4 separate regions of the Mus musculus genome follow, and regions 1, 3 and 4 are each linked to region 2. The links are chromatin loops, found by intact Hi-C in ENCODE. Cell type or tissue: gastrocnemius. All regions are shown on one strand. Region 1 overlaps Cacna1c (calcium channel, voltage-dependent, L type, alpha 1C subunit). Region 2 holds the start of Cacna1c (calcium channel, voltage-dependent, L type, alpha 1C subunit). Region 3 overlaps Cacna1c (calcium channel, voltage-dependent, L type, alpha 1C subunit). Region 4 overlaps Cacna1c (calcium channel, voltage-dependent, L type, alpha 1C subunit).

Region 1 (8,000 bases), 95 kb after region 2:
CTAGAAAACAAACAGGTTCCTAAGGAATAATAATAAAATAAAATATAATAAGATAAAATAAAAACAAACACGCCAGAATAGGACAAAACAAATAGCAGGAAAGAGCCCAAGAAAAAGCACATGAAACAGATATAGACACAGAGGACCGCTCGTTTGAATACTCAGGAATCCTATAGAAGCACAACACTGGATGCTGTGATATATACACTAAGGGCCTGGAGGATTAAAAACAGGAAAAAAAAGATTTAAAAAACAATCCCTTATACAACACTGTGAGACAAGGAACCTCCAAAGATGGCTGTGAGGACATTTCTGATGGGCATTTACTCGTAGGCAGGCAGCTACCCTTAAGAGTAGTTTATGAGACTGACACGCTACCTACTGCGCTAACGAGGCTCCCCCCACCCCACCCCCCTGGACCTCATATCTCTAGCTGCACTTGTGTCAGAAGATGGCCTAGTTGGCCATCATTGGAAAGAGAGGCCCATTGGTCTTTCAAACTTTATATGCCTCAGTACAGGGGAACACCAGGGCCAAGAAGTGGGAGTGGGTGGGTAGGGGAGTTGCGGGGAGGGTATGGGGAACTTTTGGGATAGCATTGGAAATGTAAATGAAGAAAATACCTAATAAAAAAAGTTAAAAAAAAAAGAGTAGTGTATTTCCTGATGGGAGCATGTTGGCAGAAACTAAACTCTTATCAGTGGATATCAGTTAGAGACAGCTCTGGGTTAGGGGTGGGGTCATGTGTCCACTTCTCCTTTCAGCTCCTGGGCCCCATCTGATGCAGACCCGTTCAGGGCCCGTGCATGCTGCGCTGTCTATGAGTGAGCACGTACGTGCATAGATCCTGTTGATTTAGAAGACCTGGTGTTCCTCTGTTCCCTCTGGCGCTTAGACTATTTCTGTCTCCTTCTGAGGGGTTCCCTGAGCCCGGAGGGAAGGGATTTGATGGGGGACATCCCATATAGGGCTGAGTGTTCCAACGTCTCTCAGTCTCTGCATGATGTCTGGCTGTGGTCTCTGTATTTGTTCTCATCTACCACAGGAGGATGACTGCTGTTGCTGCTGCTGAAGGCATGGATCTCTGAGTATAGAAGAATGTCATTAGGAGTTATTTTATTGCTACATTCTTGTAGTAAAACATGAGTATTTGGGTCATGTCGGACCTTCTCTCTCTACCTTCTCGTTAATTTGGATAAGGATTTGTCATTCTTACTGACTTTCTCCAAGGACCATCTCTTCGATTTCTTTGATTTTCTTTGATTCTTTGTATTTTCTGTTTTATTGATTTTTCCAAGTTTAATTATTTCTTACCATCTGCTTTTCAGTGTCTTTTGTTTCAGGTGGGTTGTTAAATTGCTAGTTATTATCAGGTGGGTTGTTAAATTGCTAGTTATTATGAGATTTATTTATTTATTTATTTATTTATTTATTTATTTATTTATTTATTTATTTATGTATGTGAGCACACTGTTGCTCTCTTTAGACACACCAGTAGAGGGCATCAGATCCCATCACAGATGGCTGTGAGCCACCATGTGGTTGCTGGGAATTGAACTCAAGACCTCTGGAAGAGCAGTCAGTGCTCTTAGCCATTGGGCCACTTCTCCAGCCCTCTAATTTTTTTTTTAATGTAACTACTTAGTGCTGTGAACTTGCCTTGTCTAACCAACTCTATTCGGTCCCATAAGTTTGGGTATGTTTTGTATCCATTTTCATTCATTCTAGAAAGTCTTTAATTTCTTTCTTAAATTCTGTCATGATCCAGTTTTCACCAGTTGTTCAGATTCCATGAGTTTGTTAAGCTTTCTGTTCTTCCTGTTATCCTTGATATCTCACTTTGCTCTGTGGTGGTCTGGTGGCATGCAGGGAGTTATTTCAATTGTCTTGTATCGATTGAGACTTGCTTTGTGTGTGTGTGTGTGTGTGTGTGTGTGTGTGTGTGTGTGTGTGGTCAATTTTGTAAAGAGTTCCATTGGCTGCTGGGAAGAAGGTATATTCTTTTGTGTTTGGATGCAGTGTTCTGTAAATGTTTTTTGTTTTTCTGTAAATGTTTGCAATGTTCAGTATTTTTTGGCTGAATGATTTATTCATTGATGAGAGTAGATGACCTATTCATTGATGAGAGTTGGGTATGGTGTCTCCTATTGTCACTGTGTGAGGGCCAACATGTGTGTAAGCTGTAGGAGTGTTTCTTTTACAAACTTGGATGCCCTTGTGGTTGTGGCATAGGTGTTAAGAATTGAAATATGAGGGGGCTGGAGAGATGGCTCAGTGGTTAAGAGAAATGGCTCTTCTTTTTAAGGACCAGGGTTCAATTCCCAGCACCCACATGATAGCTTCCAAGTGTCTGTAACTTAAGTTCTTGTGGATCTGTCACCCTCACATAGACATTGATGCAGGACAAAGCCCATTAACATATTGCACATAATAATAAAAATTAAAATAAAAGAATTGAAACATGTCCTTGGTGGATTTTTTCTTTGACATGTTCATAGTGTCCTCTCTCCATCTCTTGATTAGTTTTGGTTTGAAGTTTAGTTATTAAAAAGGCTATACCAGCTTGCTTCTTAGATCCATTTGCTTGGGGTATTTCTTATTTATCTTTTTTTTCCCTAGGTGGTGTCTATTCTTGAAGTTAAGGTGTGTTTCTTGGATGTAGCAGAAGGATGTATCCTGTTCTCATATCCATTCTTTTAGTCTGTGTCTTTTTATTGGGGAGTAAGAGCATTGATAATGAGAATTACTGATAAGCGCTGTTTGTTGACTCCTGCTATTATTAATTCTCTCTCTCTCTTTCTCTCTCTCTCTCTCTCCTCTGTGTGTCTGTGTGTGTCTATGTTTCTTCCCCTCTTCTTTTTGTTTTTTTGTTTGTGTGTGTGTTTTGTTTTTCAAGACAGGGTTTCTCTGTATAGCCCTGGCTGTCCTGGAACTCACTCTGTAGACCAGGCTGGCCTCGAACTCAGAAATCTGCCTGCCTCTGCCTCCCAAGCGCTGGGATTAAAGGTGTGCGCCACCACTGCCCGGCTCTTCTCCTCTTCTAAGTCACTGGTTCACAGGTTTGAGATTTTTCTTGGCTGTAGTTAACTTTTTCAGGTTGAAGTTTTCCTTCTAGGACCTTATGTACAGCTGGATTTGTAGATATATAGTGTTTAAACTTTATTTTACCATGGAATGTCCTTCCCCTCCTCCATTTATTGTGATTGAAAGTCTCTCAGGATAGAGTAATGTGGGCTGGCGTTTACGGTCTCTGGGAATTTGTAGAACATCTGGCTTTTATAGTCTCACTGAGAAGCCGTGTGTTATCCTACTAGGTCTCCCTTCATATGTTTCTTGGCCTTCTCCCCTTGCAGTTTTAATATTCTCTCTTTGTTCTGTACATTTAGTGTTCTGATTATTATGTGCTGAGGGGAATTTCTTTTCTGGTCCAGTCTATTTGGAGTTCTCTATGCTTCTTGTACCTTAATAGGAATCTCCTCCCTTCTTTGGGTTAGAGAAATTTTCCTTTATGATTTTGTTGAAATTTTTTGTGCCTTTTACTTGGGTTTCTTCTCCTTTCTCTATTTCTAATATTTTGCAGATCTGGTCTTCTCATAGTGTTTCAAATTTCTTACATGTTTGTGCTAGGATTTTTTTTTAAAGATTTAACATTTTTTTTTGACCAATGTATCTTTTTTCCCCTATAATGTCTTCAGTGCCTGATATTCCCTCTTCCCCGTCTTGTGTTCGATTGGTGAGGCTTGGCCTGTGACTCCTGTTCCAATTCCAAATTTTTCATTTCCAGATTTCGTTCTGTTTGGATTTTCTTTACTGAGTTTATTTCCCCCTTCAGGTCTGGAGGTATTTTCTTAATTTCCTTCAGTTGTTTATGTTTCTGCAGATTTCTTTAAGGGGTTTATTAATTTCCTCTTTAAGGACCTATGTCGTCTTCATAAAGGCTACTTTAGGGGACTTGTTTTGTGCTTCGGCTAGCTCTCACTTCTCAGGGCCTGGTGTAGCAGTGCTGCTGGATTCTAGTAGACATAGATTGTCCTGGCTGTGAATGATTGTGATTCTGTGCTGGCACCTAGCTAGGTATCTTGGCTTGGGGTAATTGTAATTCTAGGTGCTGATGCCTGGCTTTGTCTGTGTTGGGTGTGTTCTGTTCCTTGGTTTCGGTTGCTGTCTCTGATCTTAGGAGGGTATAATGGATGTGTGTGGCCTGCTAGGGAATTCTTCTGGAACCCTGCTAGGTTTGGCTACTTGGGTTTCTGGGTAAAATGTGTTTCTAGGGGTTGGTAGCTGACACTTATTAATGGTGGTGGGCTGGAGGGTCTGAGTGGGTTCATAGGAGGGAGGAAAGCAGGGTGTTCCATCAGGATCAATGTGTTTCTTGGAAATGGAGACCGAACCCGAGGAGAGCCTAAGACATGGAGTCTACTACCAAGCTGGGAATGAGGCTGAGGGCCTGGATTTGGAGGAGAGGAGGGAAGAGTCGGGGTCTGACCCCACCTGCTCTGCCGGCCTACCTGCACTGTGGCCTACTTACTTCTCTGGAAGGCTTGGCTGGCTGGGACCCAGGGAATGCCTGCTGGAGTCTGGGGCTGGGATAACAGGATGCACTGGAGTAAGACTGGAGAGTACCTGTGTGCTCTGCTGGAGATTCGGACAGGGAGGAGGCAGGAACTGCAGCAGGTGATTGCCTGCTACAGAGCTACGAGTGAGGTTTGGATGACAGAGGGGGATGTGAGGATCTGCCCTGACTGGATCTCCTTCTCTGTCCAACGTGGCCAGAGGTTCCCGGGAATGTCCGTAGGAGCTGGGGCTGTATTTAAATTTCTATGAAGAGTTTAGAATCCTCCCCCACCCTCCACGTATGTGCATGCTCGTGCATGTACATACACCACACATACTTTCATTGAGGCACACCTCTGCTCTCAAACACGTTTTGATAGTTGATTTAGCCCAGGACCCTAAGAAAGCATGCATGTGATGTCTGGTTGTTTGCCTTGAGATCCCTCCGGATCTGCAATCTTCCACACCTCCTACTGAGAATTTCATTTGTTCCTTGAAGCAATTGGTTAGAATTGCCCACGTTTTGATTTGGTTGGTTACTTCTTCATTTTGTTCTTTAGTTTGTTACTTTGTGTCCATGTTTTCTGCTGCAAGAAGATCCGTTCAGGCTCCAGTGTTCTGAGGGATGGGGTGGGGCGCTGTGGTTTGGGCTGTATTCTACTAGCCAGCACTCTTCCACCAGGGTGGATTCCAGGATTGCGTGTATATATATGCATACAGTGTGCTGTATGTAGAAGGGAGTGCCTGGTACTCTTTCCTTCCTGCTTGCATCTGCAGAGGACTGTCATCCAGGCCCATAGTTTCCTCGGTGCCTTTTGACTTTCTTACCCCTCTCACTGTCTGATAGCTGAGTTTGCTATAAAGAATTCACCCATCCGTCATTTGACAGACAATGCAGGGCAAATGCCTCCCCATTGTTTATCAGTTTCAAGAGCAAAGGGTTGGCCTCCTGGTAAAGGAGGAAGGATTTTATTTATTGAGTTCTGGCTGTATGCTGGGCATTGTTCTAAATCCCAGCGGCTCAGCAGTCAACAAAATGACACAGATCTGCTGCTTCCCTGAAACTTGAGTTCTAGTGGGGGAAGATGGGAGACAGACAAGTGAGCTTACAGCTGAGCGAGAAGGTGACAAAGGTTATGAAGAAAAGCATGGAAAGCAAGTGGTGTAGGGGTTGTCGCAGGGGGATTCCAGCTGGAAGTTTGGAATGGGCCAGGGACAATCCAAGGAGCCAATGCCTGAAGCAGAAGTGAAACTCCTAGTGCGGAGATTGGAGTGGGAGCATGCATGCCTTGGGGGATGCTTGGAGTGGTGGTGGGGTCTCATGGAGGCTCTGCTAGGGGCTAGCCTGGCTGATACGAGGTGAGCCAAGTTGACATTAGGAAAGCTGTGGCCGGAGAGGTGGAGATGGATGTAATCATGTGTGGCTTACACGTCATTGTAAGGACTTCGATTTCTTCCCTTAACAAAATGAAGAGACTCTCATCTCTAGCCCTCCTTCTCTCTCTCCCTTTCCCATCTCTCTCCATGTGGCCATGGTCGGCCTCTCTCCCTCTTTCTACCTTCTCTTTTTTACCCTGCCTTTCTGCAATAAAGCTCTAAAACCATAAAACACACACACACACACACACACACACACACTGGAGAACCACTGGAGGATTTTAAGTGGAGCGATGATTTAATATTTTTTTAAATCTTATTTTAATGTAACATCTTAGTTAATTACTTGGGAGTTTCATACATTCATACAATGCATTTTGATAATGTTGATCACTCATCCATCTCCTTAACTCCTCCTGGACCCACCTCTATTTCCCAGATCCCCCCCCCCCCACTCCTAACTCCAGTTCTCTTTTTGGTGCTGCCTGTCTGCTAATGGGTATGTGGCCACCCACTGGGGTGTGGTCACCCTATCATCACCACTGGCCACACCCATAAAGAACTGACTTTGTCTCTCCCAGTAGCCATTGGTTGTCAATAGCTTCTCAGGTGGGAGCTCAGAGACTGGTATGGAAAAAGGGACGGAAAGGGTATAAGATCCGGAGAACAGGACTGAAATATTTGCTTCTGGACACAATGACAGGTGCACTGGTGAACTTACACCAGCTCAGCCATGATTGCCTGAATGAGACTTGTGCAAGACTTATCAAGTTTTTAAAGGATTCTTCCAGCTGCTTGAGGAAGGGGGTATAGGCGGGTGAGGGCAGAAATGAGTCGAGTTTCCATCCTTGTCTTGGAGTACCTGGCAAGGGGATTGGAGGTGATTGACTTGCGTGTGAGGTGCCCAGAAGCTGGGCCCGTTTCCCTCTTTGACTCCATCCATAAAGATCCTAGACATTATGTTCTGGGCACTGCTGAGCATGGCTGGACACAAAATCCCAGGATGGAATCCCTCTCGCTCGGGAGAGTGGTGAGTGGGTGAGGGTGATGCTTCTACCGCTTGTCCCTACTCCTTTATGTATTTACGTGTTTATGCAACTCCTAACTCGTTCAGTCCAGAGTGAGCTTCTCGTGATCTCAGGGTTAAGTGGTGTTTGTCACAGGCTGAATCGTTTATCCACACCAGGTCGTGATTAAACCAGGTAAGCGTACCTTACCTGTCATGTCCCGGATGTCGTAAGGCACAGATAAGCTGTATGCTTTCTCCTTGACATCTGAGCTCATAGAACACCTTTTCGTTTTAGCAGCCGTCTCAGCATCCAGAGAGCCTTTTCACTGGTGACGATTTAGCTTTGCTTGGAACTCCTGCCCTGTTACAGTCTACTTACAATTTTCTGAAGTTTAGCAGCCAGCAGGGCCTGCTACAAGCCTCGTTCTCCTGTCAATGAATCGTCCTCTCTTGTTTTCATCTCCTTTCTGGGTTTGCGTATGGAACCAATGCAACCAGAGACACACTCATTCTTAAGAGAAGAGAGATTTCTAAAAGGAAAGCATTAAACCAAATCTAATTCAAGGATAGTTTGCCTCAAAGAAATATTGTAAGCTTTCCTTCCTGTCTTTCCCTGTCATTATTTCTGGTCCTTCCTGGCATTCTTCTAGATACTTCCTCTGAGTTCTTCATGAAACTGAGGCACACATGAGAGGCATGGAGGTCAAGGGATGACTGGAGTGTCTCCTTGAGCTGCAGGTTCTGAGGACACAAAGCAAAGATGTAACCAGGAAAACAGATTCTCCCATTCATAAATACTGTCTTAGGCTAGGATTCCCAGTCACTCGTTAAAGAAAAGTTGCTTGCTACATGAACTGGCAAGAATTTCAGTTGGACCGCAATTTTGGTGGTCAGCTGCAAGAGCCAGTTGCTTTTGAGAAGAGAAGGGAATTAGAAACTCTCTGGACATAGGCTGGCAACTGTTCTTCTTAAATAGACCTATAGACCGTATAAACCCTTACATATGGTGTAAACTCAGCCCAGAGTCAGTGCTAAGGACAGGGCCATGCTCTTCTGACCA
Region 2 (8,000 bases):
CCCACAAGGCTCCGCCTCTTGGGCTCTCTCTCTCCCCGCCCATCTGCCCATCCTTGCCTGTGTGTGTCACTTCTACAACCGCTCTGATTGTAATCGATCAACAGAATCACGGCTCATTTTGCTGTTTCGTCCGGTCGATGTGAAAGGGGCCGGGAGTTGGGCACATTGTAGTTCGTGTTGCCGGGATTCCCCTCCCAGGCCTTGCTAGCGTGGCGCCCCCCCCCACCCCCCCAGGGACGCGCGGTGGCCGCGGGGCCTCGGGAGGGTGGAGGTCTTGCAGCCGGGCTCTCGGAGGTGTGTCCGCTCCTGGGCTCGTTCCCCGCCGTCGCGAAGCCAGGGGGTTCTCGCGTGGCGGCGCCGCTCCACTCGGGCTCCGGTCCCCGCCGCGCGCCGCCGCCACATCTGGAAGCGTTCAGCTCGTCTGCTCCGGCGCGCCGGGCGGGCGGGCGGGCGGGCGGGCGCGGGCAGGGGCGGGCGCGGGCGCGGCGGGGCTGGAGGGAGGAGGGAGGCCGCGCCGCGCTCTCGCGCCCGGTGTCTCCCTCTCGCTGCCTCTGCAGAAACAGCTCCCTGCCAGAACGGCGCTCGGCGCGGCGCGGCCCGGAGCGGCGGCGGCAGTGGCGGCGGCGGCGGCGACGCTTCCCGCGGGCTCGCCCTCAGGTGTTCGCGGCTGCCGTCGCCGAAGATCGCGGGTCGGGGCCTCGCGGCGATCGCCCTGGGCGGGCCGGAGACGCCTCGGGCCCCCTGGCGGCTCGGGGTCCACCCGGCGCCGCGGGCCCGCCGCTTTCCCTCGCCTCGCCTTTGCGCCTCTTCTCGCTCTGCCTCTCCATTTATTATTCTTATCATTTTTATTTTCAAATGGTGTAGCCGCCAGAGGTGCGGTGCTAAATTCTTGGAAGGGGCCCGGATGTACTGAGGATGCATTACAATCTCACGAAAGGAGGCGGTAGTGGAAAGCAGCAGTTTTTGGTGTTTGGTGCAATAATGGGGATCAGGTAATCACCCGAAGGGAGCAAGAACCACTGCGGATCCACGGGTTCCTGGATTTGCGCGAGAGCCGCCGGCCTCGGAGGAGGGATCCATCCCGAGCCGCTCGCGGCTGTTGCTGCATTTCTTCCTCTTTGTGGCTTCTCCTTTCCAAGCAGTTTTTGGCCAATGGTCAATGAAAACACGAGGATGTACGTTCCAGAGGAAAACCACCAAGGTAAGCGGGACCCCAGCGCCTCGCCGGGCTCGCCCGCGCTGCCCACGGCGGGTCCCGGTGGAGCGGCCCTCGCCGCGTGCCTCGCGAGGGGCGCCAACCCCGCGCGCGGGAGCCCGCGGGAGCCGGCCGAGCCGCCGTGCGAGCCGGAGCGGAAAATTCCCGCCCCTCCCCCTCCGCGGCCGGGCTTCTTCGGAGCATGTGGTTCCCATGAAATCCCGAGCGAGGGGGAAAGTTCCCCAAGTGTCGGCGCTGCCTGCATTTCTCGCCTTTGCCTCGAAAGCCGGCCGGCCAGTCTGGCCACGGCGAGCCGAGGAGCCGCTGCTTCGGGGTCCCTTGCTTTGCTGGGGCGCGGCAGGGAACGCGCGCTCTCGCGCGCACCCCTACGGAGACCAGCCCCGCGCCGGTGGCCCCCCAGGCTGCCCCACGTCCACTCTTCCCGACGCCACTTCCTCGGGCAGTGCGCTCCGGGTCGCGGGTGGGGGTGGGGGCGGGGGCTGCAGCTGTGCGTCTCAGCGCGCCTCCTCTCTCCAGGCTCTCAGGCTCTTCGGCTTCTCAACACCGCCCACCTCTCCACTGCCATTGACCCCGAGCGAGCCCACGCCGGGTGCCGGGTGTGTTACTGTTAGCACCCCAGTGTGGACTCGCACCTGAGGATGGAAAGCGGTTAGAAGCCTCAGTGATGTGTGGGCTTTGCTTTTCCATGTTTTCAGGGAATCATGAAAGGGTGTGACTAGCTCTGAGGCTCCATACTTAGTGTTCTCTAAGCATCTCCATCCTGGGCATCAAGTGTCATCAGCTCCCCTCTAATGGTGAATGGCTTTCGGGTAGCTCCCCACTTCTTGGAAACTTTCTCCCTCTCCTCCCCAGTCCCCATCGACAAGTTATTATTTTTGACATTGCTTAGTGGTTAAGGTGATCAAGCTGAAGTGTCTTGCAGTCCCAAGATGCCCTTTCTACGGGCTCTCTGCCCCGTTGCTTGACTGTTCCCTTTCTCTTTCGCCTTCAGCAGCTACCGTTGCTCTTCCACATTGTGTCTTTCCTTGCCTTGCCAGGGTACTTCTTAGTGACTCTCCAGAGCCTTGCCTTGTGGAAGTAATCTCCAGGCCTGATACTGGTACCCAGCCCCTTCTTCCTTTTACCCTTTTGTCACCATTTGGGGAAAGGGCTATTGCCTTTGCAGATTAAGGCTGCCGGGGAGCTGGCTTTACAGCTGGTCTTCTTTCATCTGGAAGCAGCTGGCTTTCTGCTTTCTGTCTTGGGTGGCAGCATTGGGATTTTGTCCTCCTTAAGAAGAAAGACTTGTCCAGGGTCATGGGTACTAGGTCTTTTTATGCCATACGGGCAGCCTGGATTACCTGCCCTTATCCTGCCTCTGTCCTCAAATCCCTTTCCTAGCTGATGGAGTTATGGTTGGTTCAGGAGGAGGAGAGATGAGACATAGAGGAAAGGGTGATATTTTTGTAGAGTGGGGGTGGGCTAGCTTTTTCAGGTTCTGCCCATGCCCTCAGTCTAAGCAAGTTGGCAGAGGAGAACCCAGCAGTATTGTCCCATCTGTCACTACCCAGGGCAAGACATCTTTGTAAAACAGGTATGCCCATAGTTGGCATGGTCTCCTAGTAGTGTAGGGTAAAGCCCTTCTTAGCTTACTTTCTTACTCTGCTTCTTTTCTCTTGCTACTTTGCTTCTCGATGGCATCCCTAAGCCCCTTGCAGGGAGCAGGCATTCAATGCAGGAGCAATAGCCCTACAGGTTCTGGAGAACGATGTAGGGGGAAGAGGAGGCAGCGGTGGCCAGGAACTCTATACCTTTCCAGCAGAGAGCCAGCAGACACTCTAGAACCTGGATGGTCCTCTCCCTCAGAGCTGCAGTGGTTACATAATTCACAGGAGCACTTTCGCCTCCATCCCTAGATGCGGTTCTTAGGTAAAAGAGCGCCAGGGTCCTTGTCCCCCTCTGCCTCCCACCTTCTTGCTCTTGATTGGCTAGGCTTCTTTTGAGGGAGGGTTGGGGAAGGTGGCAGAGGTGGGAAGGACAGACCTGGAGGAGTGTGAATATTTACAAGAAGTGGCTGGCTTAGTAACTCCGTGGCGGAGGAAACATAGTTGGGGGCTAGAGTTTCAGAAGGCAGGTCTTTGAGAAGAGGAGCCAAGGGATGACCTCAGAACAGCAACAGTGACCAATCAGAGTGGAGAACCAAATAAGTTGCCAGGTGGCTGTTTTCTTCTCTCCTGACTGGCTTGCAAGAACCGAATGCACCTCCTTCTCACCGATTTTCAGTGGTGTATGTGCACCTGTGAGCTGAGGGGCGGACTGTGGAAATCCGAGGCCAGCACCGTGAGACAGCCTAGAAGCTGAGGGAAGGAAGGGCTCTGTTCTCAGGCTTCAGGCTGGAGGTTATATTCGTGCAAGCTGTGCCTCACTTCTGTTACCCTCTCTGGTCCTATTCCAGCCTTCTACTTTTCTGGGTTGATTATCCAGTATAGGCTCCAGCTAGCAAGTGAAATTTCTTAATAGTCAACCATTTAACACAAAAACCCCAGAATGTCCCCTAACTGCCAGAGACAAGGCAGAGGGGAGGGGAAAACACAGTGTGCTTTTTCTTTAAACTATTCAGCCATAGGGGGGGGGGATGGCAATTATCATTTAAAATATGGTAATAATACAATGATCACAGCTAACTCTTTTCAAAGGGTCCGAGAGCCGCCCCTCAGCCTGTGCAGCTTATGAGAAGGCTTCTTGACATCGGCTTCTCCATCTCTGCAAGTTGCAGGGAGGAAGCTGGAGAAAGGAGGCTTTTTTTTTTCATACCAAATGCTGTTCCTGGGAATGGCTGGGTGCTTTTCCACCAACACACTGTAAGGGAATCACTGGTTATTTTCTTCCATAGAACACATGTAATGATGATTAATCCATAGAACACATGTAATGATGATTAAACGTGTGCACACCCAGAGAATTAGGGGAGCCTCTGGAAGCAGATCACATAGGACTTAATACACCTCACCCCGGGTGTTATGCAAAGGAATGTTGACTATACACTCTCCTAAAATGGTGTGTGTGTGTGTGTGTGTGTGTGTATGTGTATTAATCTCCTATTAAGTAGAGACTCATTCTGTTACAGTATATGCCACAAGAACAACAGTGCTTTGTCAACACAGTGGTAAGCCAGTACCCCTGCCCCAGCTATCTTTTAGAGTCTTGGAAAAGATTTAGTATTTGTTTAATCACCTCTTCTACTCCAAACTGCTTTTGGTGGGCTTGTCTGTGGATAGGGTATATTAAAGGAGCCAGCCGGAACACCAAATGGAGGGCTTCGATGCCGTGCTGATCTTTGGAGTCTACTTCCTAGTATAAGTATGGCTCACTGCAGGGGTCTGGTTGTATTATTGACAATCATCTTGCAGGTACAGACTTCTTAGAACCATCAGTACATCTTACTTCTGCCTCCACCAGTAGGTGGCGCTACAGGGCTTACGAGTCAGGCCATGGGCTCCAGGGAGGATGGAGAACCTGTTCCCTCATACCCTGGTGCAGAGGACCTTAAAGACCACCGTATGTCTCCATGGCACTAGTCACCCGAGGCCTTGTAGGATGAAGGACTTCCTGAGTCCCTGCATGGATCTGCCCCTTTGGATTGTTTGAGTACCTTGCACGTCCTTACTGCAGACTTCTGTTGACCCTGGATGTAGACAGCATCCCCCACAGAGCCTCGAGGAAACCTTTGGATGGCCACAAGCTAAATTCCTTCATGCTTTGAAAGGGCTAGTTCAAAAACTAGTAGGCCCACTGTCCGCAAGCTAGACAAATCTGAGATAACCGGGAGATGCTGTGGGCTTGCTAAGTCCATCAGCAGCTCCACAGCAAGAAGGCATTTCCTTAGCCTTGCTAAGGGGAAGACTAAGAGCTGTGGGCACATTTCCCCATTGATTTCCGCCTCAGCCATCTTCTGCTAGGTGGTGACAGGAAGGCCCCAGAGACCAAGGCAGGAAGTCACTGAAGTCCATTCTGCCACTAACTGCCAGTTTCCAACTCCTGATGCTTTCTTCTGATCTCTGTTGCCCCAAGTTTTGGAGTCATTATGGCTGGTTCCATGAGGACTGAAGAACGTAGCTAAGAAAGAGTGAGAGCGGCTGGTGGTGCGGCCTTCGTTTTACGGTCGTTGTGGCAGCCTGGTGTTACAGCTCTGGGCCGTGTTGGAATTACTGCTCAGCAGCCAGCCGCACCAGCTCTTTCTCGCTGTCTCCTGAAGAATGGAGAAGATGAGTTTATTTCCAGAATAAAGTAAAGAAAGCTCCTGGCCTGTTGGGGAAACCTGGCTGAAGACTGATTAGCAAGACAGCCAGAGTTTACTCTGATTTTTGAGTCTATCTTCACTGTTGCTTAAGTTAATGTTAGGTACCATAGAGGATAGCATGACTGAATCAAAAAGCGAGGCATGGGGAATTGTTTAGCAACATATCGGGTGCTAAATACTTAGCAGCATGCTAAACATTCTGCTAAATGAAATGACATTCAGAGTCCTGGCTGTCAGCATTAAAGTAATTTAGTAAACACTTGTTTACTGTTCCTTAAGGTTAGGTACTGAATAAAATGAGTAGTAGTGACAGGACCAGTGACAGACGCCCTCGGGGAAAATGAGACTTAGTGCCATTCCAGAGACCAGGCTTCAGCTGGGCCCTTGCAGATGTAGCAAAGCAGGGAGGACACGGTGATCTGTGGGGCTGCTCACCCTCGGCTGCGGTTTGCTCCTGTCTGCGTTTAGCTGATCCCATGTAGATGAGGCCAGGAGGCCTCAGCAGACCAGAGCCGCTTCCACAGTTTGGAAACTCTTAGAGGTAGTCACTTGTCATGGCAACAAGTGGAGTGGCTCTGACTCTGCGCTGTCCCCTTGTCCTGGTGAATATGGGGCTTTGGGGACATTCCAAGGCTCTTCTAGAGTTCCTGATGTGCGTTATGTGGGAGAGGAATCCCAGTGGGGTGACTGGGGGCCCGAGGGTCACCTCATAGAGTGTGCCGTTGTGAAAAGACTGCTACTTTAGAAAGTCAGGGTCCCAAAATATTGACAGCAAGAGACAGGAGGCCCTGCTGGCCATGGTGTGTGCAGGAGCTTGGGGAAGATCACAGGGCACACATTCTACCTGTGGACTTGGAGTTAACTTAAGAATGGATTTAAGGTTCTACAAGAGGGGAGGTTTGGGCCTTGGCATCTGAGAGCCAAATGAAGGTTGAAAATAGACTGCTTCTTCCCCAGAGAACGGAAAGAATAGTTATGATGGCTTTGGACAGAGGATAAAGAAAGCAGGGGTGACTGGCAAACTTGGCCTCTCTGTTTCTACCCTTGCAAAACCCCATAAAAATCTACATGATTCCTTGACTGCTAGATGGTCTTATGCTGTGTGCTTGTGTGTGTGTGTGTGTGTGTGTGTGTGTGTGTGTACACACAGGGACAGGAGTTAGAATTTCTGAATCCATGTTCTTAGAAGGGCCTGTCAAACAGGGAATGAATAAGACGTCTTTTCAGAGTTTACTTTCTAGGTTCACAGTATTTGATGGGCAAAGGGACCTCATGAAATTTCTGTTTTCATTTGAGCCTTAATGGTCCATTTGGGCTGGATGTATTCCATTTCCTGCCTTTCCTGGACCACTCTGAGGGAAGAATAAGCACCCATGTTCTTTTAGGGTTCCTGGTTGGGCTTTGTGCAACGAACCCCTCCACCTCTCCCTCTTCTTGGGTCTCCCGCCTCCGCTTAGGTACTGACTTCAATTAATGTTGAGGCATTAGATTTTAGGAACAGAGTTGAGAGGGGGTGGGAGGTATCTATCATTGGAAAGGCTTCAAAGCTGTTTTTGTTTGGGGACATCCCTTCTGCGCTGAGCTCTCTTGGGTTGCAGAGGTAGAGTACCCGAGTTAAAGAAAACAACACGTCGAAACAATGTTGACAGCATTTCCCAAGTGTTACAGGAGGCCCGAGGTACTCTGGAATTTAAAAGATGAAAATATAAGATCAAACAAAAGAGTTTGAGTTGGACTGGCTTAGACCTTAATAATCAAGGAAGAAGTGAATAAAACCAAAAACCAAAAACCAGAAACCAAAAACAAACCAGTCAAGATCGGTCTGGTATTTTGACATTGAGTTGCCCTCTTGACAACTGTCAGTATAACTGTTGGTGACTTATCAGTAAGACGCTGGGGCTAAGGCTCCATCTGTACTGTTATTCTAACTTGGGGATCAGGACCTGGGGTGTGCAGGGGTTGGGAGTTACCTTATGGGGCCAGCTGACATGTCACCTTCTCACAGACACACACACGGTAGCCTGCCTTCAAGTCCAAAGCCAAATGGGCCCATCTTTGGATGCTCAGACAACGTACAGATAGAAGTAGACTACTTAAGGCTATGCTCTCCTTTCCAATGTCGAGTTCATCAGATCTTGTCACCACTGCCCTGTACAGAGGGACAGACAGCCTGGAAAGAAAAAACTTTGTTTCGAAAATACACCATGCTTTTAGAAAATGGACCAAGTTCTTCTTTTAATTGGCAAAAGTCCTGGTTGGTTGTAGATAAAGAGACACTTATTAAATGGGGGGAAGGGCTTAAATGTTCCATCTTAAGTTACGGGATTAACTTTTTAATTTCCTAAAATAAGAATAGTTTCAGCATCAAAGAGCATGCTGGGATGTGTTTTGCATCTACTTTGCAACATGCTTTTCTAGTCTTTGCTCCCAGGATCTGTTTTAATTTTTTATGTAAGGGGGGAATCCTTGTACTGAAGCAGTCAACCTTTTTATATTTTACCACAA
Region 3 (8,000 bases), 110 kb after region 2:
TGAGTTATTGTTGATGGAGAATTGGCCCATATAAGTTACATGTTAGTCCAGTGATGGGCTGTTCAGAAATGGATCATATAAAGAGACCACGTGTTTTCCCACCCCTGAAAGCATTCAAGCAAAGACTAGATGGCTGCCTGCAATATCAGAAAGGAAAATTGAATAGCAGGAGGAAATTGGCCAGATGATGTGGTAGTTTCTGTGTGAAAAAAGAAAAGAAATGGGGCTACCTGCCTTGAAGCCACATAGTATTATTTAATAATACCACCCAATGAGAAGCTCCCCACTTGAGGTCATGTGAGCTAGTGAGGTAGCGCTGAGCAGATCTGGTCATCACCCTTTCCATGCTGTTAGGTCCTGTCCTGGGCTCTCTGCCTTGTTTCTTCCGCTGGGTCCTTCCCCATGTCTTTTCAAAGTCTTTCTTCTTCCTGGGAATTCCCCTCCTATGTCACCTCAACTTGAAATTGGCTTGTATTTCCTGAGATTTTACAATTTTGGCATATTGGCGAGGCATGGCGATGTCAACGGTGTCTACTATGACCAAGGTCACGAAACTGGAGTTCATTCTGGGGAAATGGCTGGCCCACTGAAGCTTCTAAAGGGGCGGTGGCCAGCTCAGCTCTTTGCTTCTCTGCCTTGTCCAGAAGGCCTTTGTCCAGACACCACTATGCAACAGAATATACCAGGGGCTGATTCCTGTATCCGACTCTAAGGTAACAGGAGGACATTAGGATGCATTGATAGCACAATACAAAGAGCCTTGTGACTAAGACATATGAATCCCTGTGGAAGCTTAGGAGACCACTTACTAGAAACCATAAGCCCTAGTAGGGTAGAGTGTTATGGTACCTCTTTTCAAGGATAGACTTGGGAATCAGGTACTCCTGGTTCATCCTACCATAGGCCTGTAAGCTCCCAAGCCCTCAGACCAGCTTCCACTCCATACTGGTTAAGTGCTAAGTGGGGAAATAGTCCTTCATGTGTCTATGAGAATCAGGTTAAATGAATTAATGGAAGGAAACAAAACAAAGCTTTCTTCTCTTCCTGACTTTAGAGGAACACAAAGATTCTTCCCCTGGGGTCCATGAGTCTCTATATCAGAAGTTCCTAAAGACTTGGTCTCAGGCTGATGTCCAGTCACCAGGATCTGCTTCCCAGCTTCCAAACTGCAAAGTCCCACGTGTTGGTAGGTTATGGCGAGGGTCTGCATAGAACTAGATAAGCTGTGCATGTGATCTACTCTGAAGCCGGGTTGGGAGGCATGTTGAAATTATCTAGGTGTTCTCTAACATGTGGGCTTTCGATGCTGAAATCCTTGACATTTGACATTGACTATCTCTGTTGAAATGCATTTGGTACACCTAGCTGACCAGGCTGCTCCCCACCGCTCTGCCCGCCCACTGTTGGTTATTCCTCTTTCTGGTCTTGGGGCTGGCAGCAGAAGGTCACATGGTAATATTAACCAACATCTTGAGGATTTTACTAACCTAGAAAAGATTGCAATTAAAAGTTTGAAGTGTGTTTTCTTCTAAATACAGATTGTTTTTGTATCATAAAGTTTAAGAATTCAGGGCCAGAGAGCTAGCTGTGGGTTAAGGATGCTAACTTTGCAGAGGACAGAGGCATTGAGCGCCCCGCAAATCCTCTCCATCTCTAACTCCAGGGGATCGGACATCCAGCTTTCATGCACCTTCACTTGGATGCAGACATCCCCTCCCCATATATGTACTTAATTAAAAACAAAATAAACCTTTTAAAAATTACATTACGATTCCTGACTCAAACCACTGTAAGTAAGGGACTCCCAATGTAGAAAGAGCTCCTGCCCCATGTGTGAATGCGTTTTTATAGAGTCCTCCAAATTTCCATTTGTTCTTGTGAGTCTAGGCAATGAAGTGATGTGGCCCTTTCTTCATGGCATCCCTGGGTGGGGACTCTAGCAAGCAGCTAGGGAAATAGAGGTCTGTCAGCACTTGTCCTCAGAAATTCTTAGAATGCTTAGTTGTAGGCTGTGAGAAGAGTTGACATGGAAAGTGCCTCAGCCTGCTTCTGGTGAGTGTTAAAGCTGTGGACGAATACTGTCCTAGTGAAAGGGAGGCAGAAAGGCAGATCCAGCCCCTGCCTGCTTTGAGAGCTTTTCTAATTTTTCTAATTGGCTCATTCCTTATCTGAAAGGAATGTCCTCCCCACTTGGTCCCCCACTGCCAGCTGCTCTTGATTTCCTAGCACTCAAATGCCAGAGCGGATGTAGCTGCTTTGAAGGATTTTTCAGGTGTGTGTGTGTGTGTGTGTGTGTGTGTGTGTGTGTGTGTGTGTGTGTGTGTGTGTGTGTGTATCTGTCTGTCTGTCTGTCTGTCTGTCTGTGTCTGTGTGTGTGTGTCTGTCTGTTTGCATCTGTGTCTGTGTGTGAGTCTGTGTGTGTGTCTGTGTGTGTGTGTGTGTCTGTGTATATCAGGCAGCTGTATCAGCTCCGTGTTTGTAACTGAGAAAGCTGGTTCTTCAGCAGGTCTCGAGCTGGGAGATCTGGAAGTTTTTGTCTTTTGTCTTTATTCTTAGTATGTCTCCCCAAATACTCACCATGAGTGAGAGACAACCCCACCCTTTTTTAAACCAAGCTTTTGATGGCCCACTGACAAGGGCACAGAGATTTCCAGCTATTTCTGATCGCTGTGAATGGCTGCTCCTTAGCATGCATGTGTAAATTTATCTTGGGTTAAGACACAAGGGTGTGGGTTGCTTTGCTGTTTGTAACCAGAGTTAAGTGTAGACTACACTGCCCTGAGACTGTAGTTTGTCTCTATTACATCTACAGTATGGAAGAGTCAGTGCTTGCCTTGAGTGCCTTTCTACATGTTGGTTAATTTATGTAGCATTTCCTGCTGATCTCCCGAGTACCAGGCATGGTTGTGGACTCTGATAGCCCAGTGGAAGCAAAGCTAAAATCCTGCTCTCATGGAAGACAGGAGGATAAAGTGACTTGGCGAGGCACGCAGAGACTCTTGTATTTAAGCTGTTGCTGTCAGAAGCACTGTGTCTTCAGTCCTCTTTGTCCTTTATTCCCCAGAGGATTCATTACTATTAGGCTCTAAGTGACTCAAAGAACTGAATGTCTCTTTTCTCGGGTTATCTGCTTCTTAGCTGAGGTGAAAGTCTTCAAGAGAGAGGTTCTGAGCAAACTTCCTTAGGGAGCCTGACACCAGCAGAAGCCTTGGGCTTTCAGGACCAGTGACTCATTTCTCCTGGGCCAGCCCGTACTTAGAACTCAACAAAACTGTAGGCCATCCATTATGTCTTGCCAAGCAGTAAATTCAAATGTCACCATCTCAGCCACCTTCCAAGTTTCCTGTCACTTGAGTCCTCTGGTTTTGTCACTGACACCTTATTGGTTATAGTCCAAATTACTCCTTGTGTGAATGTGCGGCAGACAGGACAGAGCTAGGACAGGGGATCCCACAGCATGATGGGGCTCCTCCTTCTGGCCTGTTGTACCTCCTCTCTTCTCCCCTCCAGTCCCCCTTTTCCTCATGTAACAGAGCCTGGCTGAACCCCTGAAGCTCACTTGTGCGTGACCATGTGCGGCTCCACGGGTGAGTTCTGTCTCCCCAGATTCACACCTTGGACTCAGATACTCAGAATGTGGCAGTATTTGGGGGACAGATTTTTAAAAGGAAATTAAGTTGCAGTGAGGTTGATAGGGTTGGCTCTAATGCAATGTGATGAACGTCTCTATGAGAAGAAGAGACTAAGACAGGGGAATGAGAAGAGAGACCATGGTAGGATGCAGAGAGAGAGAGAGACCCCTTGAAAAGCCAAGGAGAGAAAAAAGCCTCAGCGTTAGAAGTAGCCGGTGCTGACTCGTCTCGAGTCAGACCTTGAGCCTCCAGAATTCAAGGAAATCTGTTTTTGCAGCTGAAGCCATTTTTTGTCACAGCTAACCAGGGCACTACCACAAACCCTATTTGTGACCCCAGAAGTGCTCTGCTTCTCTTGGGTCTATGATCTTGGTCTGGTTGGTTTCCAGCTCACTCCTTGGGAACTAGCCTGACTTCTGGCAGCACTGGAAACTCTGGCCTTAATGAGAGGAGTGTCCACAAATGCCTGTGGGCTGATGGAGGTGACAGGCTACCAGTTGTTTCCTGAACATAGTCTGGCTTCCATTCTAAGCAACTTGCCTTGACCCTGCTCTCAGGGAGCAGTGAGCACATTCATGTCAACAGCTGCTCCTGCTGTGTCTCTGGTTTCTAGTGAGCTCCTCTCAAGGCCTTACCTTCTGATGAGACCGCTGCCCAGTTAGGGACTTGTTAGAATGTGATGGTCACAATTGAGGTTTCTATTTCTAGAGTGTGCAGAGCATGTAGCCTTGCTTACTTTTCTCTGAGCCCTCTAGTCACCGTCTCAGCCACCTCATAGACTAGAAGGAAAGGTTGTTCCTGTGTCCTGGCCAGGGCAGTTAGATGAGGGTGGGGCAAGAGGAGAGCTGGTTAATGGGCAAAGGGGATTCAGGAGTGACAACCAGCCATAGAACGTTGCCTCTGTTGGAGAGGGTGCCCTGGAGTGCTCGTAATGGCCTCTACCCAGAAGATTTTGCATATCTATCTATCTATCTGTCTATCTATCTATCTATCTATCTATCTATCTATCTATCTATCTGATGGCAAATCAAAATCCTTGTATACGTTAGACAGATACTCTCCCACTGGGCTATACCAACAACTCCTACATTTTTTATTGTAAATAAATGAAGAGAAGAAGAGAGCCCTCCAGGATCCTAGAAATGAGAATCTAAAGAAAGAGAGATGCTGGGGCTGGGACAGAGTCCGAGAGAAGAAACAAACAGGGATCTAGGTGACGGTGATAGACCGATGGACAGGAGAGAAGGAACAGGAAACTAGGTGGCCAGAGAGAAGAGCAGGGAGGGAAGATGGCGGAAGAGGAGGCAGGGAGCCCACGAGCCTACGTAACATACGTGCTGCCTGTGAATGTTCGGATCCTAATTTGTTCTTACTTCTGCTGGGGATTCGGTACTTACAGATTTCCATAGTCTGAACGTAGTTCAGATTTAGATTAGCACTATGATTCCTTTGTGTATAGCTGTATGCCAGGCTTCATGCCAAGGCTCTGATAAGCATGACCTTTAATCCCCTGACAGTCCTAGGATGGGGCTTTCATTAGCCTCACTTCATGAACAGGAAGCTGAGGCTCAGAGTAGGTCACATTGGTTCTGAGGGCTCTGAGCTAGGACTTTGCAATCACATCTGTGAGCCCAGTGCTGGTAGGTTAAGCACATTTCCACACTTCTCTAGTCTCTTCTTGGTAGTATCCATGTTAGCTTTGGGCACTGCTCTGTGCTTTGACTGTTGCCAGCATACCTATGCACACAAACTCTTGGTACGCTTCTTTTTTTTTTTTTTTTTTTTTTTTTTTTTTTTGGTTTTTCGAGACAGGGTTTCTCTATAGCCCTGGCTGTCCTGGAACTCACTTTGTAGACCAGGCTGGCCTCGAACTCAGAAATCCACCTGCCTCTGCCTCCCGAGTGCTGAGATTAAAGGCGTGTGCCACCACACCCGGCTTCTTGGTACACTTCTAATCTATGCTGAGTATCTGTTTGTTGTTTCCCAAGATGTTGGTAAACACCTTTCTCAGGTGGCGTTTGCAGTCATGTTGCCATCTTTCTATAAATGCATATTGTTCTCTGTAGATGAGAAACTAGTGGTCGTGAGAGGTTCCATGATCATTTAGGATTGCTGTGCAGTGTCTAGATGGTGGGACTTAGACACAGCCCAATGTAACAAAGTTCCAGTCCAACACATCGACCCTGTTCTTCGCCCTGAGAAAGCCACCTTCTCCATGGCAGCCGCTTCCCTTGGGTCAGAGGAGTCAAGCACACCGATGAGCCATACTTAGAGTGGCAAGGCAGCAAGGGACCGAGGGAGCCGACAGGACCTTCCCCTTCCCTGGCTGTCTGAACCAGGACCATATCTATACCTTCCTGGGAGTTCCGACATGGTCTTCTCACAAGGTGAAAGGACAGTTCTCATAAGGGAGTGTGAGGCTTAAATTTTTCAGTGCATGGATCATTCCCCATAAGCCAGAGGATAGGGAAGGGCCAAGCCTGGCAATACTGTAGAGAATGGGGAAGGCCAAACCCTGGTAGGCAGAGATATGATGGGTGGGGTTCATTCCTCTGCTTTAGAGGGCGAGACACAGTAATGCCTTCCCTTTACGCAGGTCACTGAACTCCATACTTGAAATAGAGGAGGCTCCAGGGCCCTTGCATGTTATTCTGATCTCAGAGTCAATCAAGTCTGTGGCCCCATAGATGTTGTATCTAGAGAACCTCGGCTCTGGTAGAAGAACCATAACAGTTTGGGGCTGCTGCTCTTTTTAGCCTGGTTCAGGTCAGAGAAGAATGCCTGTCGGAGAAAATGGATATCAAAAGAACATGGGCTTGCAAGGAAGTCTTTCCACGTACACACACACACACACACACACACACACACACACAATCCCAACCAACTTCTAATGGGCATGAGGTCCACCTGTAGATCCTGCCATCTCCCCTGGTTGTTTTAGGCCTGTAAAAGCCTAAAGCCCTGATATCTGGTATCTTACACACTATAACACACCAGATGCATTACAATGTATCCACAGCCCACATTAAAGAGAATATGTTTGCTATACTGAAATTACAAGGCATTGTTGTACTTTTTAGATGAATGAGCTTTGCTAAGATCAAATCACTCAGTTTGGTCTTTCAACATAATCTTTGACACCGATCAATAACTCATTGAGTTGAGCTACGTTTTTTCCTAATGGACACAGTGTAGTTACTGAGTTAAACATTCATTTTGATTTTACAGTATCATATGTTGGGCCCAGTCTAGCTGTTTTGTTTTCAGTTTTTAAGGGTTTCAGAGGACCATGAGAAGCTTGTTCATACCTGTTGAGCCTGTTGCACAAATGGATTCATTGGATGGATTAAATCTTATCTGTCCCAGTTATCCCCGTTTTCAGAGAAGGAGGGAGAAAGAAACCCTATTTTAGACACTGGATGCTCAGTTTCTAGCCTAGATTCTATGAGATTCACAGGCCCTATAATGTTTGATGTTTTATTTGTAACTATCAAATGTAAGTAGCTGTCATGGTTTGGATATGAAATGAAACTCAGGCTCATGTTTTGAGGGCGTGGCTCAAGAGTGTGTCAGGCTGAGTGGGAGGAAGGTAAGGTATATCTTTGGAAGCTACGGGATGCCTGGCCTCTCCACATTTCTCTGCTTCCCTGGTACTGGAATGTAGCTTCTGCCACGCTGTCCAGCTTCACCACAGACCCAACTGAGCATAGGTTCTGAAGCCATGAGGCCCAATAAAACTTAGCCCCTTTAAGTTGTTGAGTGAAGTTGTTTTGTCATAGCAATGGAAAGCTAACTAGGACAATCTCTGAGGACTATGCAACGTATCCCGCTCAGGTGACACCAAATCAGTTGCCTCGAGTTCATTAAAAGAAGAGAGCTGGTTCTCCTTGAGCCTCACTCTGCCGTGATGGAGGTGTGAGGCTCTCCTTTGCCCCATGAAGGAGCCTCATTCGGATACAGTGAGGACAGAGTCACTTTTTTAGAGGGGATACCGCTGCTCAACACCCCTGCTGAGCACAGGACCAGCGGAAGAACTCGCTTGGGGTGAGAAGCAGGCTAGAGCTGCCTCTGCAGCGATGTTCCTCTCCTTAACTCATTATTTCCCAAGGCTTCCGTGATCACGCGCTCCCCTCCTGCCCATCCGCCGTACCTGCATAGTTGTATTCCAGCTTAAAAATGCAAATGCCCATTTTCCATCAGATCATCTACTCTAAAAAGGAAATAGTATTATCCTTACCCTGTGTGCCTCCCATTTAAGACACCTAACATGAGTGGGTGACAGAGTCAAGCTAAGCCAATATGAGCTACCAAACTCCAATAATAATAATAGTAATAATAATAATAATAATAATAATAATAATAATAATA
Region 4 (8,000 bases), 460 kb after region 2:
TGTAACACTGGAGCAGGCTAGTAGAAGTGATGTGTATTGTCCCTGACCTCCATAGACAGGCCAGAATCTCTGGCATTCACTGGCTGGGACTGAGGCCTCCTTCAGAGGGCAGCTGTAACACCAACTGTAGCTACCCTAACACTTCCTAGAGAGTAGTGAAAGGTTGGAGGATCACCCTTAGAGACTTGAAACATTAACCCATTTTCCAAGCCTCTTTTCCTCCTCCTCCTCCTCCTTCACCAGCTTGACCAGATACACCATAGAACAGCAAGAGGCAAAACGACAGGTCTCCAACTATATTCTGTTTGTTTGACTTGACCCAGGATTAACTGGTTGTAGGATTCCTCCTGGGCTGTTAGCATCCCTGCTGTAGGGAAGAAGGAAGTGACATACCCACAGTCAGAGGGAGCTGTTATGTTCTCTGTCACATGGACCTGTTCACACGGGTGCTTCCATGGAAAGGACTCTACTGGGTACTTCTCAGAAAGAGTAGAGACAACCTTTGAAGCACTTGAAGGTGGTACATACAGACTCACAAACGCTGAGTCTTCCTTGCAACACAGGACACCTTGGGGTCTTTCGTACTTTTTGAAAACTCCCAATAAATCAATCTCATTTGGTATGGTGATAATAATTGCGTGTCCCTACCTCCAAGAAGGAAATATGCTCTTTATCATATACATTTCCAAGGTCAAACCATTAGGGGATAAATTGTGCCCTGGCCTGGAGAAGACCAAGTGGTTGTGGCTGTCCTCTATGGGACCCACAAGCATTGCCACCCACGTGTTGTCCTAGTCCAGGTTCCATGCTTGAGAACACAGAAGCATCACGCATAGCATCCTGAGCCAGGCCAGGAGAGCGGGACCGCTGGGCCTCAGCCTCAGTTCTCAACCTCTAGGGAGCTGTCTTCACTTTCAGTTATCCCACAGTGGAGTCTGGTATGTCCCTGGTATCATAGGCAATCTCCAGAGCCTGCAGTCTCTAGCATACACAGTGCATCAAGTCACCTGCTCTGGGAAGCCCACGAGATTGACATTGACCTGAAACACATATATGATGTATCCTACCAATGAAGGAACAAACCATTTTCTAAGACATAACCAATTAGGTTTCCTACTGTCATCAATGACTGTTTTTCTGTCCTGAGAAGACAGGGTGAAATATGAGTGATTTTTCCTGGGTACAGAAGAGAGCCATCTCACACAGCGAGATAATGGCAAGGAGATCTCTTCTGTGAATTCCTCAAAAGGAACCCCAGCAATAGAGGAGTGAAGACTATTAGTGTGGGTGACCAGAGACAGTTGACTAGTTAACTGAGGAGAGGATAAAGTGGAGCCTGGTCGCCTACACCCTCATTAACTGTATTCTTCACTGATAAACAAGCTGGAAAATGTGGCCTTGAATTTTCAGGCAGCATACCAATCAGAAATCCTCATCACTCTGGTAGAAATACCTAACTCGAGTTTGCCCAAGAACCATGGCATGAATGGCTTCTATCAGACCTGAAAGACTAATGGCTTCTGGACTTCTACCTTCCCTGACTGTGTGGTGTGAGTGAGTTCCCTGTGAAAGGGCAGTCAGCAAGAACGGAGAAGGCGGATGTGTTAGTCAGCCTGGCATTATAACTATAACGTGCCTAGAGCAACTTGCTTGCAACATAGCTTTGGAGGCTTGAGTGTAGAATGCTCTCATCAGTGCTTCCAGAGAGAGTGGTAGATGGTGGCAGGATTGTGTGTAGGAGCAACACACTTGCATCTGTAACCAGGAGTCAGCAACGGAGCAGGCTGGAATCCTACAATTCTCAGAGAGTAGGCCTTCAGTGATCTACTTTCTCTTCCCTCCCCTTCTCATTCCTCTTCCCCCTCCTTTCTTCCCTCCCTCCCTCCTCCCTCCCTCCCTCCTCTCTCCCTCTCTCCTTCTCTCTCCTCCTTTCAATAGGCTTTATTTTTGGAAATTCCACCCTCCTCCTCCAATAGCACCACCCTGGGGACCAAGCTTTTAACACATGGTCCTTTGATGGACACTTAACATCCAAACCACAGCAATTGGCATTACTCATAGTTCAGACTATGTCCTCTGGAGCTGTCCCTGATTTGATTTTCTATGCCATATCCTCTTCATATCTGATTGGTTGATGGGTTGATCTATAGACCCCGCTTCTTTCTTCCGTTTTCTCTACAGTGATTGATGCTGGTGATCTTTTCTCATTCATGTCTGTTTTCCTCACTACTCTATGTAAAATGAATTTACTCAAGAAAACCTCTGCCCTGAATCCAGCTGCTTAACTCCATAAAACCATACTATGTTCATAAAAAAAAACCTATAAAAAATATGAGGTGTTAGTATACACAAACTTAAAGACTCTCTGCCTCCCAGAGCAGCTTGGGGAATGCAGGGATGATCCAAGGAAAAGGGTTGGTGACTTGAACCCCTCACAGGATGCCAAAGGAGTTCTGTCCTTAGATGTAGGGAAATTAGGCAAAAGACACTTGCATGATAATTAATTCTGCATGCGTATGCAGTGCAAGTTGTGGAAAGGTTTGTTTGGAGTGGTTAAATAGTTTTTTAATTAGATTATATTCCTATCATAACCTGAAATGTCAATAATTACAGAAAATTAAGATAATTTGTATGATAAACACTGAAAAAAGTCCAGTGTATAAAAATATAGCAAAAAGAAAACTAAAATTTTATATCAATGATTAAACAAAAATTAATAACACAAGGGATGTGTTCCCAAGCTGGAAAACTCATTGCTGAGACACTACTTCCCTGCAACATCATATATAGATTCAAGACAATCCCAATTAAAATTCCAAAGGGACCCTACTCCAGAAAAAAAAAAAGCAGAAGACAGGGATCTACACAGCAGACCAGGGGCTGTTAGGATGAACCTTCAGGTTCAAGGTTTCGCCCGTGTGGGCAGCTCTGGCTTGACTATGGAGGGCAGCACAGGGTCTAGTGAAGGGCAGTGTAGCCACAGATATTCCAGTCTTAGCAACAGGACTGCGTACCAGGACATAGTGTGCCTTGAATTTGCTATTGACAGGTTTGGCAAGAACAACTCAAAACAATAATAGTCTTGAGTTAATGAGTTGATGAACCCAGGGCTGCAGCACAGTAGGTCTAGGATGGCATGAGTGTCCCTAATGGGAGACTTTTCACCACTGCTTCCACAGGTTCTTAGTAGGACTGCTAGTCCTGAAACTCACTCTACCCTCCATGGCTAGAGTCATTGTCTTCTAGAAAGTCCCTGGGGCACCGAGTAGGGGACTTAGGGATCCGAGTATTGGTTGCTTAGTAAGGAGTAGCCTAGTGTAGGAGAGAAAACGTTGTCTACCAGAGCCTCCTGGGAACTCAGCAGTCTAGAGTAACGTCAGCATCGTGCGGACATATTCGATGATGAATCAGTCAAAAGGACAAAGAGAAGGAATGAAAGGTGGCTCCAAGCTCCCTGACTTGCCCCTCAGGGACTGAGCCAGTACAACAGTTCATTGACTTTGAGGAGAGTGGGGAGAGGCCAGCCTGAAGGGGCTGCAGAGATGGATTGGGTTTTAAAAGCTATTAAAGTCTTGAACAGGCAGTGTGGACAGGAGCTCTGTTTTCGTAGTCTGCACTACATGTGGCCTTCCTAAGTAGATGCTCCAGGAGAGCTGCTCTGGACTCTCGTCTTCCCAGAGAGGATGTGCATGGTAAGCTAACAGGTGGGGCACTGGGGAGAAGGAACTGGGGGGAGGACATCTGGAGGCTAACAGCTGGCATGGCCAAAACAAGAGACCAAGACAGAGCACGATGTCTCAGGCTAAAGGGCTGTGTGAGGGATGCAGCTACAGAGAAGTAAGGGAGAGGGAACAGAGACCCGGAGCATGCACTGCTTGTCCTGAGAAACAGGAGGGGACGCTAGATGTTCAAGTCCCCTTATTAGTCCCCTCTGTGAGTAGTGAGTGGTTCAGAGGACTATATTTCCTCATAGTCATCTCGACCCAGACAATTTAGTCTAAACGACTTCAGGAGTAAGTAAAACGTTTTCTTTTAAAACTTGAATTAGCCTCTTTTTTAGATGAGTGGTCTTAAACCCTTTCTAGACTTACAGTTTATATGTCATGATAAATATTCTGTAATTCATATTCTATTATTTTAATTCCAAGACATTCAGCATAAAATGTTGAAAATGAGGATTTCTTAGCCATAATGTAAAGGGTGTGTATAGTAAAAGACCCACAGAAGTTGAAGACAACAGAAGAGCAAAGGTACAGGACCTTGGACTAAAAGCCAAAGTTACAGCAGGCCAGTTTTATTTGTACACGGTACCTACATACGTGTTTCTCAGAAGACATGTGGTTACATCACACTTAAGACACAGCTGCCCCACACAGCAGGATATGTGGTATCCCTAAATCTGCAAAGCTGGCTTGGTCACCAGGACCCACTCTGTAGCTCTACCCAGTTCCGCAGTGCCCCCTGGAGGCCGACCAGTGGAATAAAGAGCAGGGTGGAACTTCATAGAGCCTCTTAACTGGATTTAGTTGAAATCTGTTTACCTTAGCTACTAAGAATCAGTGTCTTTCACTGTCAGTGAAACCCATGGGACCACAGACTCACCACACATGTCACTTAAAGAAATAGAAACGGAAAAGAGGAGGGAGAGAGACTAGGACATGCCACAGCCCCTTCTGCTCCTCTGGCCTCATTAGGAGAGCCCAGTGGCCTGTGGGTGTGCAGCCAGCCCCGGCTTGCTTTTTAGCAGCTGATTGGTAAGAAGGCATTCCCCTGATTATTGTTTATTTGTGGTGTGCCCACGGACACCTGACGTGCACAGTGCCCAGCAGACAGGCACAAACGAGCTCCTCAGGAGGGGCCTCCTCGCCACAGCGCTTGTACCCAGAGATTTGCATATTGTTGCAACGTTGTGACAGGTTTCTTTCCTGCATGGTGCTTTTACCGTGAATGATAAAAAAATAATTATATGACTTACATAAAGCCTTAGTGTGGGAAGGGAAGTATTAGCTATTACACTTAATTATTTAATGTGGAAACGTATTCACACTGTGTAAAAGCCCAGTGGGAAGGTACACTGTGGTTCCCTGTCTCTGATCCTGCCACTGGAAAAGAAACTGAAGGCATGAGAAGAGGGATTCCCAAACCCAGAGGGTGTTGAGGCAGGAACTCAACCCAGGCAAAGCAGTGGCCCTCCTCCGCAGGAGGGGCCTTCCGTGAAGCAGGAGCCATCATGAGAGGAGGCAGTCATGGCAGCCACAGTGGGCATCAAGCACTCCCTCAGATGCAGACCTTGCAGTACCTGACACTGCACAGACTTCATATTCCCACAGAGGCACACGCAGTTGCTATTGCCGTGTCCTATGTGAGTGAGCTGAGGCACTGAGAGGTTAAAACGCTTGCTCTCGGCTCTCAAGCCTCATCTCTGAAAGCGAAAGCAGCCCACCATTATGTTTGTGTCTTATTACAAAGGCGGTGCTGGTGGCTGGATCTAATGGTCTTCATAGCATCATGGCTTTGCAGTCAGGCACACATGGGGCGAGCTGATGAAAGAAAGATGCTAAGCCGGAAGGAGCATGTCTTGCCTGGGTTGTGAAGGCTTCCCTAGAGCCTGGGCTATCACACTGTTTAGAGATCTGCAGCAAGACTAAGCTCTTTCCCACTCAAAAAGGGCAGCCTGCTCTTCCAGTACCCACTGGCATTGCTGCCAAAGCCTCTCACTCATAGACTATAGTGCAATGTGTGCTTGAACCTGAAGCTCTTTGCCATGGCTGGCTCCAGGGATACAGCCTTCAGCACTCCAATCATGTCTTTTTGCATAAATCTGTTCATTTATTCTAGCATGGGTAGGGAAAAGCAATAATGTGCTCCTCTAGTCTACCCTGGCACAGCTAAGGCAGAGGGGGACAAGCTCCTGAGTCCCCTGAAAGGAACTTAACCCATAGCCCCAAATTCCATGTGCTCTAGTGAGCGGACCACGAGCTTTGGGGATTAGTTTCAGGTCTGTGGACTCCATCCTCGCACAGTTCTAGGTGCTTGGTGGCTCAGATCATGTGTGATGAGATAAATATATCGATGCCTTAGAAATTTTTCCAATGGAACTCCAGGACAGGTGTCTATGAAAAGCACACATTCCCAGGTCTACGTGCTCCTCTGACCATCCTCGGAGTACCCTATCACTATCCCAGCCAGTGCCTCCTCAAAGCAAGGACGCGACCCTGGCCTGCTCTTGCCAGCTGTCCTACAGTGACCGGCGTTTGCTGCAGGAAGCTGTCCAAAGCTTCTGAATTAGCACAGCACAGGATGAGCCTGATGGAAACACAGAAGTCCTCGCTGCCTTGCAGGCTGTAGATCATGAGCAGCTGCGTGCTTGGTTATGCCTTCTCCATTAGACGCCGCTAATCTCCATGATTAGTTATATCTAAGTGGCACCCTGATGTAATACGATTTATATTATCTCTGCTTGGTGTCAGTTAACCGTGGATTCCATGATATTCCATAAGATCAGCCCTTCACAGACACACTGAGGCTTTTACTGTTGCCACTGCTGTTTCTGGCTGGATTCGGCACCTCTTCCCAGTTTATCTAGTTTCCCGCCTCTCAGTTCCACATCCCAGGACCCAGAAAAGCGAGTGGTTCTAAGAACAAGGCTCAGCCTTCCATTATGCCTGTCCCTCCACACCACCTCACAACCTGCTCTGTCCAGCTCTCCCCAAACACTTCCTCCCCCGAAGCTAAGAACCTCGACTCTGTTTGGGGACCCCAGGTTGGGTATAGACCATGTTTCTCCCTCTCATGTTAGACCCTGCTTTGCAAGGAGGGTTTGGCCACTCCCTCTGGTCTCATGTTGACTGGTGTTCTTTCACCTGTCGTGGTTCTGTGGTCATCCCAGAGTCCTAGAACCCAACCTTGAGTACCTCACATTCAGCCCCACACCCAACTTCTCTCTCCTCCTCTTCCTCTTTCTTTTCCCTCTCTTTTTCTCTCTGTCTTTTTTTTATCATTTCCTTGTTCTCAGTATCCCTGTCTCCTACCAGCCATGTGTTCTGTGACTCCCCAATCCTGCTACCACCCATGTCTTCTATGTCTCCCCATGCTGCACAGTCCCCTGTTTCCCATCAGCCTTAAGTGACCTCTTTGACCACTACCATGCCCAGCTCTTGTTTTTCACATTATTGCAGTGACTCCTGAATGTGTTTGCCATTCACATCCCATGGGGCCAAGTCTTCCCTTGCCCATGTTTTGTTTTTAACTTATCTCTCTGTCAGCATCTCACATCTAGCCTCAGCTCAGATCTCCCATAGCTTTCCTGGGTGTGCTTTTGTGCCCCTGGAATAGGCAGAAGGTATATCACCTTCCACATCAGGTACCAGGAAGGTCTTGGCTTCCTCCTTATTTCTTTGCTTGGCTTTGCTGGACCCATATAAGATGATGAAGGTGGGCAGGAAGGAACATAGAACACAACAAATAGTAGGGAGGGCCTAATTTTCTATGAATAAGTATCATAACATTGGCATACTAATGGAAGTATACACAGAGGGATTTGTGGCTTCCCGTGTTACCACCATCTGTTGTGAGGTTTGTGCCTGTCCTGATAGAGGAGGCTTCTGGTTGGGGCAGAGGAGAAACAGAATCCAGAATTCTGCAATGGTGTAGACCTACAACCTCTCCTGCAGTAATCTTTCTCTCTATATCAAAGATGGAGGCCCCCTGCCCCGGAAGTCCAGCACTCTTCTCCACAGCTTCTAGCCCAGGGAAGACCACATCTCCTCTCCTTGAACAGTTGTTTCCTAAGACCTCTGCAGTGTGCAATCTATATGAACTTGAGTATAATAAGATTAAGCCACGACAACCTGCACACTGTCACAGTGTCAACACTGCCTGCCTGACTGCTCTAAGAGCATCTCAAGAATAGTAACCAGATAGATGGTGAGCAGAAAGAGCCTTGGCCAGCCCAAGAAGCTTTCCCTCTTTCTGTTCCTTCTGCATGTATTGCTTCTAGA

Evidence for each region. Peaks named below come from ENCODE experiments on the same cell type or tissue, not always from the same donor. Only the 100,000 strongest peaks of a DNase experiment are listed, where the experiment ranks them.
Region 1: it touches region 2 in a loop (2.0-fold over the local background); 2 of 42 quality-filtered maps call a loop at or near these places.
Region 3: it touches region 2 in a loop (2.8-fold over the local background); 4 of 42 quality-filtered maps call a loop at or near these places.
Region 4: it touches region 2 in a loop (7-fold over the local background); 31 of 42 quality-filtered maps call a loop at or near these places.

The regions. Positions count from the first base shown.
Region 1 is chr6:119,006,319-119,014,318 of GRCm38, reverse strand. The region is part of intron 3 of Cacna1c (calcium channel, voltage-dependent, L type, alpha 1C subunit); the gene reads left to right. It overlaps Gm50599 (a long non-coding RNA gene), which reads left to right. Exons shown (of 2, transcript XR_001785462.2): 1 at 1-8,000. Among named protein-coding and RNA genes, the nearest start is that of Gm50599, 4.4 kb to the left of the region's middle. In gastrocnemius, no CTCF peak of the experiment used is centred here; a DNase peak (open chromatin) is centred at 4,542.
Region 2 is chr6:119,101,128-119,109,127 of GRCm38, reverse strand. It overlaps Cacna1c (calcium channel, voltage-dependent, L type, alpha 1C subunit), which reads left to right and starts at 633. Exons shown (of 47, transcript NM_001159534.2): 1 at 633-1,201. The coding sequence starts at 1,153. In gastrocnemius, CTCF peaks have their summits at 572 and 4,653 (motif pointing right); DNase peaks (open chromatin) are centred at 1,105, 1,412, 3,337, 4,666 and 2 more places; H3K4me3 peaks cover 3,732 bases; H3K27ac peaks cover 4,180 bases.
Region 3 is chr6:118,995,763-119,003,762 of GRCm38, reverse strand. All of the region lies in intron 3 of Cacna1c (calcium channel, voltage-dependent, L type, alpha 1C subunit), which reads left to right. Gm50599 (a long non-coding RNA gene) reads left to right here. Exons shown (of 2, transcript XR_001785462.2): 2 at 1,055-8,000. Among named protein-coding and RNA genes, the nearest start is that of Gm50599, 15 kb to the left of the region's middle. In gastrocnemius, a CTCF peak has its summit at 3,492 (motif pointing left); no DNase peak of the experiment used is centred here; H3K27ac peaks cover 1,811 bases.
Region 4 is chr6:118,643,309-118,651,308 of GRCm38, reverse strand. All of the region lies in intron 29 of Cacna1c (calcium channel, voltage-dependent, L type, alpha 1C subunit), which reads left to right. Among named protein-coding and RNA genes, the nearest start is that of Gm38887, 51 kb to the right of the region's middle. In gastrocnemius, a CTCF peak has its summit at 4,467 (motif pointing left); DNase peaks (open chromatin) are centred at 4,443, 4,725 and 6,252.